2 separate regions of the Homo sapiens genome follow, and region 2 is linked to region 1. A link is a contact called in ENCODE Hi-C or POLR2A ChIA-PET data. All regions are on one chromosome and are shown on one strand. Each heading gives the region's core, a stretch centred on a gene start or an enhancer-like site at or near the end of the contact. The rest is flanking DNA. Distances are from core to core; before and after follow the strand shown.

Region 1 (6,337 bases), core at 1,986-4,485:
GAGACAGATCAGTCGGTTGGTAGGTGATTGGCTGATTGATTGACTGATAATTTGACAAAAGAGCCAACCAGAAACACACCAAACTAATAATAGTGGTTACCCCTAGGAATAAGAGCAGGACTGGGGCTTAAGGGATGGAGAAGCGTTGCTTTTTCTTTTTATATGTAATTCTATGTTCTGTGAATTCATAAGAGAACATGTGTTATGGCAGTATTTGTGTAATTTCTTTAAATGTAAGGAAGTTACTAAATGATATGTACAGTACGATTCCGTTTTGTTTTTTCCAGAAGGAACACATGTACCTACTGCATCAGTATCTTGGGTATCTGCTGCCCGGAAGGACACCTCGCCTTTATTACCACCACCTGCCCCAGTATCTGCTTGTCTCCATTCCTATCATTTTTAACCAGGAGCAGAGAGAAATCTTGACCGGGGAAGGGGGGCAGAAAGAGGAAAAAAAAGGAAACAAAGGACACGCTGGGCTCTCTGCAGGTCCTCTGAACAGACCAGAACCACCTGTCCCCCAAAAATAATCTAGGGAAACTGTTCAAGGGTTATATGAGCCTGTAGGTTTAACAAGCAGAGAGTGAGTGACAACGTGTGGAGTTGGGGATGAGGTCTCTTCTCCCCACCTGGCCAGAACCCCCAACACCCGACGCCATCTGGCACCTCCAGAATCGGCAGCTTTGAGAGTTTCCAGAGACAGCATCTTCGGCGAGGAATCCATCAGCTTTTCACCATGAGGTGATAGTGGAGAAGGGACGGGAATGGAAGGGAAGACCAGGGACAGAGACAGCCCAGAAACGGGTCAGGGGGCGGGGTGGGGGAGTTCTGAGCTCCCTTTGGAGGGTCCAGGAATTAACCAGGGGGACCCTCTGAGGTGAGACTGAACTCTGCTTCCACACTGGATGACATTTGGGCTAAACACGTGCTAGTAAACACAGCAGACAACAGCCACCCCACCGTTAACAGAGGCCCTTGGAGGGCTTCTGCAAGAAATCCAAGTCACATCCATTGTTTTAGGGTCTTGTAATTTTTTTTTAATGTAAACGAAACCCGAGTTCCTGCAGTGGTGGTACATGTTAAACGGTCAATCCTGCGAGTGTGTTTTTGGTTTCCATAATTTCACTTGGTGCCAATGAAAGTGCCTACATCCGAGGTCCAGTTATAATCTAATGTTCAGGTCCAAAGGTCTGCCAGGGAGAAAAAAATAATAGGCTGGAAGGTTAAATTCCAAAACGTGATCACGTGGTCCTCTCTCCAGATGGCACTAGGGATTTGTTATTGTTGTTTATTTATGGTTTTGGATTTATGATGAAGGCGTTTTATTTTGTGCAAGCAAATAATGAATATTTAAAATAAATGAAGGTGGCCAAGCGCGATGGTTCACACCTGTAATCCCAGCACTTCGGGAGGCCGAGGTGGGCAGATCACTTTAGGTCAGGAGTTCAAGAGCAGCCCGGCCAACATGGTGAAACCCTGTCTCTACTAGAAATACAAAAATCAGCCAGGCATGGTGATGGGTGCCTGTAATCCCAGCTACTTGGGAGGCTGAGTCAGGAGAATTGCTTGAACCAGGGAGGTGGAGGTTGCAGTGAGCCGAGATTGCACCACTGCACTCCAGCCTTGGCGACAGAGCTAGACTCTGTCTCAAAAAAAAAAAAAAGAAGTGGCCAGGTGCCAGATGGCTAACACCTGGAATCCCAGCACTTTGGGAGGCCGAGGCGGGAGGATCACTTGACCTCAGTAGTTTGAGACCACCCTGGGCAACATGGTGAAACCTGTCTCTACCAAAAATATAAAAATTAGCCAGGCATGGTGACGCATACCTGTAGTCCCAGCTACTCAGGAAGCTGAGGTGGGAGAATCACTTGAGCCCTGGAGGCAGAGGTTGCAGTGAGTCAAGATCGCACCACTGCACTCCAGCCTGGGTGACAAAGTGAGACCCTATCTCAAAAAAAAAAAAAAAAAAGTTAAAAAATAGAATACAATAAATGAATCTGCCTGGTACCTTTAAAAAAAAAATCAAAGGTCTGCCGGCCCTGCCACCCGAACCCAGTGAGAGGCCCTGCAAGGGATCCCCAAGTCCTTAAGGGGCTGGAAAAGTAGCCCAGGAGACTGGACAGCCAGGCAGGAGGTCCCGGTAGCTGTGCTCCAGCTGGTGCTCCTGCGAGGAGGCGGCTTTCGAGGTCCCAGTCTCCTTCTAGCTGTTTCTGAAGCGAGTTGTCCTGCCTCCTCCTCTCACCTGTGCTGGCCCCTCCCTGCCCTCTCAGTGTCCCTGGCCTATCAGAGAGTAGGTGGGGCTGGGGATCCGCCTCCACAGAGGGTTCTGGGACCCTGGTCACTGTCTTTTTGTATTTGCGATGCTAATTTGTTCAACATAAACATTTAAAGTCTACTGTAGTTTTTAAACTTTGTCCTAGCCTTATTTTACTTTTTAGGATATAAGGAGCCTCCAGAAGTAGAAAGGGGTGCTCTTCGGACCCTCCGTGAGAGGCTGCGACCGTCAAGGAGAGTGACAGTGACCTGGGTCCCTGCCACACCTGGGCATGGCTCTACCCAGCCGTTCGGATTATTGCACAGTGGATCTTGACGCCCCGTGGGCCTTGGGCAGGTTACTTAACCCCCTCCGTGCCAGTTTGCTCATCTGTAAAATAGGGATGAGGATACACCCGCCTCGTAGGGTTAAGGAGTTGATACAAGCGTTGGAACCGCACCTGGCACGGGGTGCGGGCTAAGTCAGTGTTTGCTGTGATTTTTCAATCAAGGCCTGACTTTCAAGTGGGCTGTGGGCCCAGGAGGGCAGGGACGGCTGTGATTGCTGGGTTCGCCCGGGGCCTGCACGTGGCGGGCGGCAGCGTTTGTGGACAGCACCTGAGGCCGGGGCCGGACGATGGGCAGGCTCTAGCAGCCCCGGCGCCCGCCGGAGAGGCCGGGACGGGCAGGAGGGAAGCCCGGGGAAGGGAGCGGCGCGTCGAGGCTCACCAATCTCCACCTCCACCTCCTCCGGCACCATAGTGCGGTAGATGAAGAGCGCCGAGGGCCCCTCCTCCTCGCTCGCCTGGTTGAGGAAGTGCAAGATGAGGTCCTCGCCCTGGCCGTCGTCGCGGTTGAGCAGGTCCTCGAAAAGCTGGGGGTCGGTGATGCCGAAAGCCGCATACACGCGGTCGCGCATCCACAGCACCCGCAGGTCGTCCATGGCGCCGCGCAGTGCAGAGGGAGCCGGGCGCAGGGCGGGCGTCCGTGGCAACGGCGGCCCTAGCAATGGGCGCCCCGGAAACGGCCGCAGCTCGCCCCGCCGACGGCGCCGGCGCTGGGGGCTGCAAGCTCGGCAGTGCCCCGCGCCCGGCCCCTCGATCCCGAACCCGCGAGCCGCAGCCCACGCCCCGGCCCCGGGATCTCGGAGGCGCGCACCAGGCCCCCGGGCCGCCGAGGTAGGCTGGTTGCTCCCTGGCCCCGGCAGCGCGCACGCCCCTGGATGCGGAGCGGGACCCTCGCCGCCAGGAGCCGCCCTCGGGCCGCTGCAGCCGAGGGTGCGACCCCACCCCACGCCGACCGGTTTGCAAGCAGCCCGCCCACCTTGCAGATGAAGCTGGGGCTAGAGAGTTGGCGAGACGAAGGTCACAGCACCTCGGCGGTGGCAGAGGCGGGATTAGAGGCCAGACGAGGAGGAAATAAGCCGAGAAAGCACGAGTTCCTCATGGCCTACAAAATCAGGGAAGGAGCAGAGTTCTTTAGCTTTCTTGCCAAACTAGAGCATAATAAAGCAAAACACCCACGTTTAAAAATATAGATATATTTATTTGTCATTAGCAAAAGGAAGTTAAATACTGATAGAAGATGCAAATTTGTCCTTTCATGCATTTGTGGAGCAAAGTACTAACTTGTTCACTGTCATTTCCCCTCACAAGGAGTTGAGCCCCTAGATGACTCAGGCTAACCCTAAGAACCTACCTAGCCTTCTTAGATATTCCCATCAAAGAACAGGTGGAGTGTACTAAGTATTTCTGAAAATTCTAAACCAAATCAGCAAAAATGGCCTGACTGTGGGAAGACTGTTCGTTCAAACTGCCTTATTCCCATCATCTTGATTTGACAGCTTCATAATAACCTTCCTGGATATATTCCCTGTGGCACGCAAGCAAACCCGGCTTTACGTTTTTAATAGAGGAATTTATTGTTTTAAATGCGGACTGTAGAATAGGTGTAGAAGTTGTTTTTCTTTTCCAAAATGTATCAGGCTCTAAAACGTCTGAATATGTAATTCATGGACATCGTAAGGCTGACCTATGCTACAGGTATTCTGTGCCTTATTAAACAACTGCAGAGGGCCAGGCGCGGTGGCTCACGCCTGTAATCCCAGCACTTTGGGAGGCCAAGGTGGGTAGATCACCTGAGGTCAGGAGTTTGAGACCAGCCTGGCCAACATGGTGAAACCCTGTCTCTACTAAAAATACAAAAATTAGCCGGGCACTGTGGCAGGCGCCTGTAATCCCAGCTACTCGGGAGGCTAGGGCAGGAGAATTGCTTAAACCCAGGAGGCAGAGGTTGCAGTGAGCCGAGACTGCACCACTGCACTTCAGCCTAGGTGACAGAGTGAGACACTGTCTCAAAAAAAATAAAAAAATTTTTAAATAAACAACTGCTGAGGGGATGCTGACACCAGAATGTTGTTATAAAATATCCATTCCAGAAACAGAGCAGCATTCAGCGAAAGAGGAGTTCCAAGTCCTTTCGCTGCTGGAAAGTCCGCAGGGCTCACCCAGATCCTATCAGACAGAACACCCTTTGCACTCCTTAACTGACCACGGCAATTACAGTCTCCAGCCCAGCAGGTTGAATCAAAGTCTAGTTTACTGAAGAAATCCCTTGGGTTTTAAGATTCTGTTAACACATGGTAATAAACATCTAAATAAAAACTGAGAAATGTCGTGTCGTGACATTTATCTTTAGGAAAATAAACATATTCAGTATCATCCACACAACTTGCCATCTGTGCTCTGGATCTCTGCTATCAAGGGAATGAAGTATGTTTTAAAAACTGGATACATAATAGGTTCTAGCAAAAGCCTTAACAAACAAAACTGAGCGATAACTCTGGTAACATGACACTGGAGCCCATCGCTTTATAGAGAAACAAATTCCCGTGGCCCCTATAAGACACTATTATCAAACTACATTTCCAGAGAGCGCTTTCCCAGAGTTAGGATTCTGAATTCGCTTTTCATATAATGACATTCTACATAAATACTACATAGATTTCAACAGAGAAATGACTGCATCCTCTGCTCTATGCTGAGAAGAGGTGTTAATTAGAAAGAGTTAAAAAAGTGGCCCCATGAGAATTACTAGTGGGGAGCAGTAAACAATTCCCGTGAATATCGTGTCCCTTATTTACCAATCAGCTAACAGTGCCCTGAAGTCTTGGGCTTCCTAGGGATGAAGTAGTTACCATTGTTTTTATGACAGACCCCTGGAGCAAAGTAACACAAATGTCCCCTTGTGGAAGCATCAGCTCTAGGTGAAAGCAACTCTGAGACCTGACCAGCACTGCTGGGATGTCATAGTCACCCAACACAAGTGCCCGACATGACACCTTTCTAGGGAAGCATAACTTTGAGAGCAGAATCATTTTCAAGCATTTCATCGGCATCATTTGATAATTTAATATGAGGGACAAAAAGCAGTAAGTCCAAACTGGCCTTGGGTAACATCTCATCAAGTAGCACACAGAATCTGTACTGTAATTGAAAGGGTTTAATTGTAAGTCACGGCTGTGTCAACGCTGTTCAGCTCATGCCTTGAAATCAGCTGCACAGCCACGTTAAACTCAGCACCTCCAGACTCTCAGCTTGTAACAGAAGTGCCAAGCTCTCTACCTCGAAACAGGATAGAGGAGGATGCGGGCAAATAGCCTTTTAACGTGTATCACTCACAATGTCAAGAAGGTGAAAAAAAGTCAGGTTTCTTTTTGAAAATAATTGTCTAAAATCAAACTAAAATATGAAAAATTAACATAATTTGCAAGAATATAGGTCAAAATGTTCAATAGGACTGACTCAAGTTCACAAAAAACCAAATGTCAAACAGATGAATTTAAACTAAAGATTATAAAACAATGGCTATTAAGAATTAGTTTTCAACTGATCTAAACAGTGTTTGAAAGTTTAAATTAACTCAATACTTTTATCAGAACTTTAGCTAGAAACAGTCTGAAAGTAAAAAAAGTATCATTAGACTGTTCTCAAGGATAAGTGCAATCTCTTCATGGTAAAATATCTTCATTTATATTTAGACTGTTCTCAAGGATAAGTGCAATCTCTTCATGGTAAAATAT
Region 2 (6,337 bases), core at 1,749-4,248, 160 kb after region 1:
TGTGAGCTGTGACTGTGCCACTGCACTCCAGCCCGGGTAACAGAGCAAAACCCTGCCTCAATAAATAAATAAATAAATAAAATACAACCAGGGTTGGGAGGTGATGTCCTCTGATGGACAGATTCCAGTGATGTTGTTAAACATCCTACAATGCCCAGGACAGCCCCATAACAAAAAATTTTCCAGCACAAAATGTCAATAGTGCCAACAGTGAGGACCCTGCTTCAGGCCATTGCTGTCCAATAGAAATAAAATGTGAACCACATAAACAATTTTAAATTTTCTAATAGCCATAGTAAGAAAAGTAAAAAGAAATGGGTGAAATAAATTTTAATATTTTATTTAACCCAATATATCAAAAATATTGTCCCTTCACATTTAGTCAATATTTAAAAATCAGCATTTTCCATTCTTTTTTCATACTAGGTCTTCAAAATCTAGTGTGTTATTTGATACTCAGAGTACACTTTGATTTGGACAAAGTGTATTTCAAGCACTTGATAGCCATGTCTGATGACTGTGTAGTGGATGACAGGTCTAGACAATGAGCTCTGAGGCCAGAGATTGGGTCTTGCTCGCACTACATTCCCTAGGCAGGGCACATAGCACTCCCAGTTTTCATCTCCAGCCCTGCCTGCTGGAAATACATTCTCCACATTCCCGGGAATCTTATGGGCATCTCAAACTCAAGACTTCATTTATTTAAAAAAAATTTTTGTGATGACAGGGCCTCCCTATGTTGCCCAGGCTGGTCTTGAACTCCTGATCTCAAGTGATCCTCCCACCTTGGTCTCCAAAAGTGCTAGGATTACAGGCGTGAGCCACCGTGCCCGGCCATTATTTATTTTAATTTCGAAGATGCGGGTCTCACTATGTTGCTCAGGCTGGTCTTGAACTCCTGGGCTCAAGGGATCCTCCCACCTCAGCCTTCCAAACAAATGGTACTACAGGCGGGTGCCACTGTACCCAGCTCAGTGTTTAAAAACAGGACTCTTGTGGTCAGGCGCAGTGGCTCACTCCTGTAATCCCAGCACTTTGGGAGGCCAAGGCGGGCGTACCTGAGGTCAGGAGTTCAAGACCAGTCTGGCCAACATGGCGAAATCCCGTCTCTACTAAAAACACAAAAATTAGCCAGGCGTGGTGGTGTATGCCTGTAACCCCAGCTACTTGGAAGGCTGAGATGGGAGAATAGCTTGAACCCGGGAGGCAGAAGTTGCAGTGAGCCGAGATCGTGTCATTGCACTCCAACCTGGGCAACAGAGAAAGATTCCGTCTCAAAAAAGTTAAAAACAAACAAACAAACAAAAAACAAAAAAAAGAACTCTTGACTTTCCCTCTGAAACCTGATACGCACGCCAGTCATTCTTGGGAAATGGTAACACCATTCACTCAGCTACTAATAAAAATCAGCCGGGTGCGGTAGCTCAGCCTGTAATCCCAGCACTTTGGGAGGCCAAGGCGGGTGGATCAGGAGGTCAGGAGTTCAAGACCAACCTGGCCGAGATGGTGAAACCCCGTATCTACTAAAAATACAAAAAATTAGCCGGGCATGGTGGCAGGCACCTGTGATCTCAGCTACTTGGGAGGTTCAGGCAGAGAATTGCTTGAACCCAGGAGGCGGAGGTTGCAGTGAGCCGAGATCGCGCCACTGCACTCCAGCCTGGGCAACAGAGCGAGACTCCATCTCAAAAAAAAAAAAAAAAAGAATAAAAACCTCAGGTCCTGTAGTCTTTTCTTTCCTAACCTCCACTTCCAGTCCCTTAGCAACCTTAAAGCTATCCCAAATGTGACTTCTCAGTATCCACTGGTTCCACCCTACTCCAAGTCACCATCATCTCTTACCTGACAATGGCCTCCTAAGCGACCTGCCTGCTTCATCTCTTATGCCTGGAAAGGCCACTCTCTACAGAGAAATCACAGCCCTTCCCTTCCTAAACATCCTCCCAGATAAGATGGCTTCCCACTACATTTAGAATGAAATCCAAGCGCCTACAAGACCCTGCACAATCCATCTCTTACACTACTCTTGATGTTCAGCCACAAAGGCCTCCTTTCTGCTGCTCAAACTATTTGCAGCCTGCCGCAGGGCATTTATGTGCACTGGTATTTCTCTCCAGTGGAATAATCTCCCCCTAGTCACCTCAGAGCCAGCTCCTTCTCAATCACTGAGGTCTCAGCTCAATGCACCTCCTCAGAGAGGCCTTCCTTAACACCCTATCTCACCTCCTCTGCAGTCCTCGCGCGACACTATCACAACCGTCTTAGTTCTTTCATAACACTTACCAGCAGCTGAAATTATCCTTTCTCTAGCTCTTGCACTAGAAAGTAAGGCTATGAGCAGATGCCAATACTGCAAACTCCCCAGAGCCTAGAAGAGTTCCTGACACATAGCAGGTCCTCAAGAAATATTCTTGAAGAGATGCATAACAACGGTAACCCTTACTGAGCTCCCATAGTGTGCCGACTGGTTTATTTAGTCCCCACAGCAACCCCATAAGGAGGGTGTTATTTTTTCGTCATTTCACAGAGAAGGAAAATGAAGCACGGAGAGGTTAAGCCATTTGCCCGAGGTCTCACAGCTACAGCGAGCAGGGCCAGGATGAGAACCAGGCTTGAGACCACAGCACCCGAGGGCGGGGTGGGTCGCGGCCCCTCTGCCGGCTCGCTGGCCGGGCAGCTCCGCATTCCGCCAGTCTGGGCAGCTGGAGACAAGGCAAGAGCCCCAGCTGGAGGGATGAGCGCCCCAGGGCTCAGATCTGTCCGATCACCTCCTGTGGGTCCGATGCAGCGGGTGCCTGCCCCTCTCCCAGCCTCACTCCCCCACGCCAGGGAACCGATACCTGCACCGGCGTCATGTACGGGAAGCCCAGCTCCCGCAGCGCGCCCAGCACCTGCGGGTGCAGCGGCACAGGCAGCGACTCCCAGGAGCCCTCTGTCACATGCTCCATGGCGCGCTCCTTCGCCGCGTCGGTCGCCGCTGCTCGAACGCGCCTTGTGCACCCCCAACGAGCACTTCCGCTTCCCGCAGCTCCAGCGGCCGGCCGGGAACTTCGCTGGAGCAGCAGAGTTCCGGAGCGCGGCGAAGGCTCCCACGCCGCGGGAGGGAGGAAAGGCGTCCGCGGGACGGTGGAGGCAGGCGGCGGGGCAGGCCTGGGGAGTTACACCCGCTCCGCACAGCGCCCTGGGCTCCGGGCGCCTCTCCGCACCGGGCAGGAGTTTTGGCGGGAGGGATTCTGGCCCGGCCCTCCCACTTTCTCTGCCCCTCGGAGGCAGGTGGCAGCACAGGACCGCGTCCAGGCCGAAGGACAGCGGGGCTGGCTACCGTGGGCAGAGAAACGTGTCGGGGACCCGGGTTAGCAGCCCTGCAAAACAGGCACCCGCTGATGGCCGGTACGTCCTGAATGTTGCGGTCCGATGGCCGGTACGTCCTGAATGTTGGTTTACTTTCCCGGAAGTTAGGGTCAGAGTCCTAACTAAGAACACTGTCCCATTCCTCTGTTCACTGTTTGCCTGGGCCATTCATGTCCACATACAACTTCACTCAGAAAGCTGTTTTTGTTGTTGTTGTTGTTGTTGTTGTTGTTTGAGACGGAGTCTCGCTCTGTTGCCCAGGCTGGAGGCTGGGCGCTATAACGGTTCACTGCAAGCTCCGCCTCCCGGGTTCACGCCCTTCTCCTGCCTCAGCCTCCCGAGTACCTGGGACTGCAGGCGCCCTCCACCACGCCCGGCTAATTTTTTGTATTTTTAGTAGAGACGGGGTTTCACCGTGTTAGCCAGGATGGTCTCGATTTCCTGACCTCGTGATCCGCCCGCCTCGGCCTCCCAAAGTGCTGGGATTACAGGCGTGAGCCACCGCGCCCGGCCTTCACTCAGCAAACTTTTATTGACCACTCATTATGTGCCCTCTATGAGGGCCTATCTCCTCCACCTATGTGCATGGCTTGCTCCTGTTGAGGCTCTGAAAACGAAACCCCAAAATGAAGGCCCCAGAGGCAGCCTCAGAAGCAAGTTTCTCTCTGACCTTCTGCTCCCTCTCTGATCTCTGATTCTCTGAGGCTAGCCATAGAAACTCAAGAATCCCTCTTGCCCATGACGGAGCATAGAAACAGGAATCCCTTTTCTCCACAGTCAGCCATAAAACCTAAAAATATTACTCTCTCTCCACCTTTCTGTGAAAAAACTGGCCATAAAGAAATTATTGGCCTGGCACGGTGGCTCACGCCTGTAATCTCACCACTTTGGGAGGCCAAAGCGGGCAGATCTCAAGGTCAGGAGTTCGAGACCAGCCTGGCCAATATGGTGAAACCCCGTCTCTACTAAAAATACAGAAATTAGCCAGGCGTGGTGGCGCATGCCTGTAGTCCCAGCTACTCAGGAGCCTGAGGCAGAAGAATCGCTTGAACCAGGGAGGTGGAGGTTGCGCCACTGCACTCCAGCGTGGGTGACAAAGCGAGACTCAGTCTCAAAAAAAAAAAGAAAAAGAAATTATCTGGGCTAGGTGCGGTGGCTCATGCCTGTAATCCCAGCACTTTGGGAGGCTGAGGCAGGCGGATCACCTAAGGTAAGGAGTTTGAGACCAGCCTGGCCAACGTAGTGAAACCCTGTCTACTAAAAATACAAAAAATTAGCCAGGTGTGGTGGCAGGTGCCTGCAGCTACTCCGGAGGCTGAGCTACAAGCATCGCTTGAACCTGAGAAGTGGAGGCTGCAGTAATCCTAGATCGCACCATTGCATTCCAGCCTGGGCGACAGAGTGAGACTCAGTCTCAAAAAACAAACAAACAAACAAACAAACAAACAAAAAAAGGCCAGACGTGGTGGCTCACACCTGTAATCCTAGCACTTTTGGAGGCCAAGGCGGGCAGATTGCCTGAGCTCAGGAGTTCGAGACCAGACGGTGAAATCCCGTCTCTACTAAAAATACAAAAAAAAATTAGCCAGATGTGGCAGCGTGCGCCTGTATTCCCAGCTACTTGGGAGGCTGAGGCAGGAGAATTGCTTGAACCCGGGAGGCGGAGGCTGCAGTGAGCCAAGATCGCGCCACCGCACTCCACCCTGGGTGACAGAGAGAGACTGTCTCCAAAAAAAAAAAAAATGTATCTGACCTCCTTTGTTTTGCTGGTAGGTTGTAAGACCCCATTCCAGGAAGGGTTCTTTCCCCTATCCAGAAGGAAAGAATCCAGACAGGCCTCGCTGGGCTTCCCCACTCAGTCTATGAGCATTAGATCATGCCCTTCTTGTCCAGTCCTATTTCTACTCAGCTGTGCATATTTTGTTGAGCCTAAGCATAAAAATAGTTTTCCCTGTAACTTTGGGTCTTAATTCTGAAGGTTCCTTTGTCATGTAAAAGCATGACCGAATAAATTTGTATCACTTTCCTCCTATTAATCTGCCTATTTTCAGTTGAATTTTTAGAGAAACCTGAGAGCAAAGGGGAAGTTTTCCCTTACACTCCCTTACATTCCACTTGGACTTTTGAAATCAACTTCTGTTACCTTCCTTTCTGTATCACTGAAACTCCTACCTTGATTTATGTTCCCTTCTTAGCATTTACCATTATCTCTTTCTCGCCACACACACACAAACACACACACACACACACAAAACTTATTAGGTTCATCTCTGCCACCAAAATGTAAAACCCACACTAATAGGGTCTTTTCTCTATCTTCTTTATCCCAAGGACTATCACTGTAGCACACAGCAATCACTCAAATATTTGTGGGATTGATAAATGGGAATACAACTCATGCAGACTGCAGTCATCTCAAATTAAGTAAAAGACAACAGCCTGAAGCCACATTTTCAGTGAAATGATCATCACATTCTCAAAACACCTTTGACAACTTTTATAAAATGGGACTTCGGCTAGGCACGGTGGCTCATGTCTGCAATCCCAACACTTTGGGAGGCTGAGGCAGGAGGATCACTTGAGCCCAGGAGAATGAGGCCAGCCTGGGCAACATACAGGAGACTCTGCCTCTACAAAAATAATTTTTTAATTAGCTAGGCGTGGTGGTGCATGCCTGTGGTCCCAGCTACTCGGGAGGCTGAGATGAGAGGATCACTTGAGAGGTTAAGGCTCCAGTGAGCCATGTTTGTGCCACTGCACTCCAGTCCAGGTAACAAAGCAAGACCCTGTCTTTAAAAAACAAAAAATGTAGTCCCAGCTACTTGGAGAGCTGAGGTGGTAGGATCACTTGAGCCCGGGAGGTTGAGGCTTCAGTGAGCAGAGATCAAGCCAACCTGGGAACAGAGTGAGATCCTGTCTCCAAAAAAAGAAAAGGTGGGAGACTTCACAGACAGTTCTGAAAGCAAAGGCACAGGGAAATTACATA

Evidence for each region. A loop is a pair of places that touch in the nucleus more often than their neighbours do. ChIA-PET counts read pairs that join two places held with the same protein, here RNA polymerase II (POLR2A). Pooled maps may share reads with other maps.
Region 2: a pooled map shows a loop between it and region 1 (4-fold over the local background). The contact joins the promoter of DDX55 here to the promoter of DNAH10 in region 1. A Hi-C loop is called at or near these places in 2 of 37 single-sample maps with no recorded cell type and 3 of 50 pooled maps. POLR2A ChIA-PET finds 5 or more read pairs at or near these places in 3 of 52 experiments (BJ, Panc1 and activated CD4-positive, alpha-beta T cell).

What each region holds. Positions count from the first base shown.
Region 1 is chr12:123,759,199-123,765,535 of GRCh38, reverse strand. DNAH10 (dynein axonemal heavy chain 10) reads right to left here and starts at 3,235. Exons shown (of 79, transcript NM_001372106.1): 1 at 2,986-3,235. The coding sequence starts at 3,199. ATP6V0A2 (ATPase H+ transporting V0 subunit a2) reads right to left here. Exons shown (of 20, transcript NM_012463.4): 20 at 3,781-6,337. LOC105370044 (a long non-coding RNA gene) reads left to right here. Exons shown (of 5, transcript XR_945481.4): 5 at 288-368. RefSeq lists a silencer at 3,235-3,654.
Region 2 is chr12:123,598,760-123,605,096 of GRCh38, reverse strand. It overlaps DDX55 (DEAD-box helicase 55), which reads right to left and starts at 2,998. Exons shown (of 14, transcript NM_020936.3): 1 at 2,841-2,998. The coding sequence starts at 2,948. RefSeq lists an enhancer at 2,237-2,286 and a silencer at 2,527-2,636.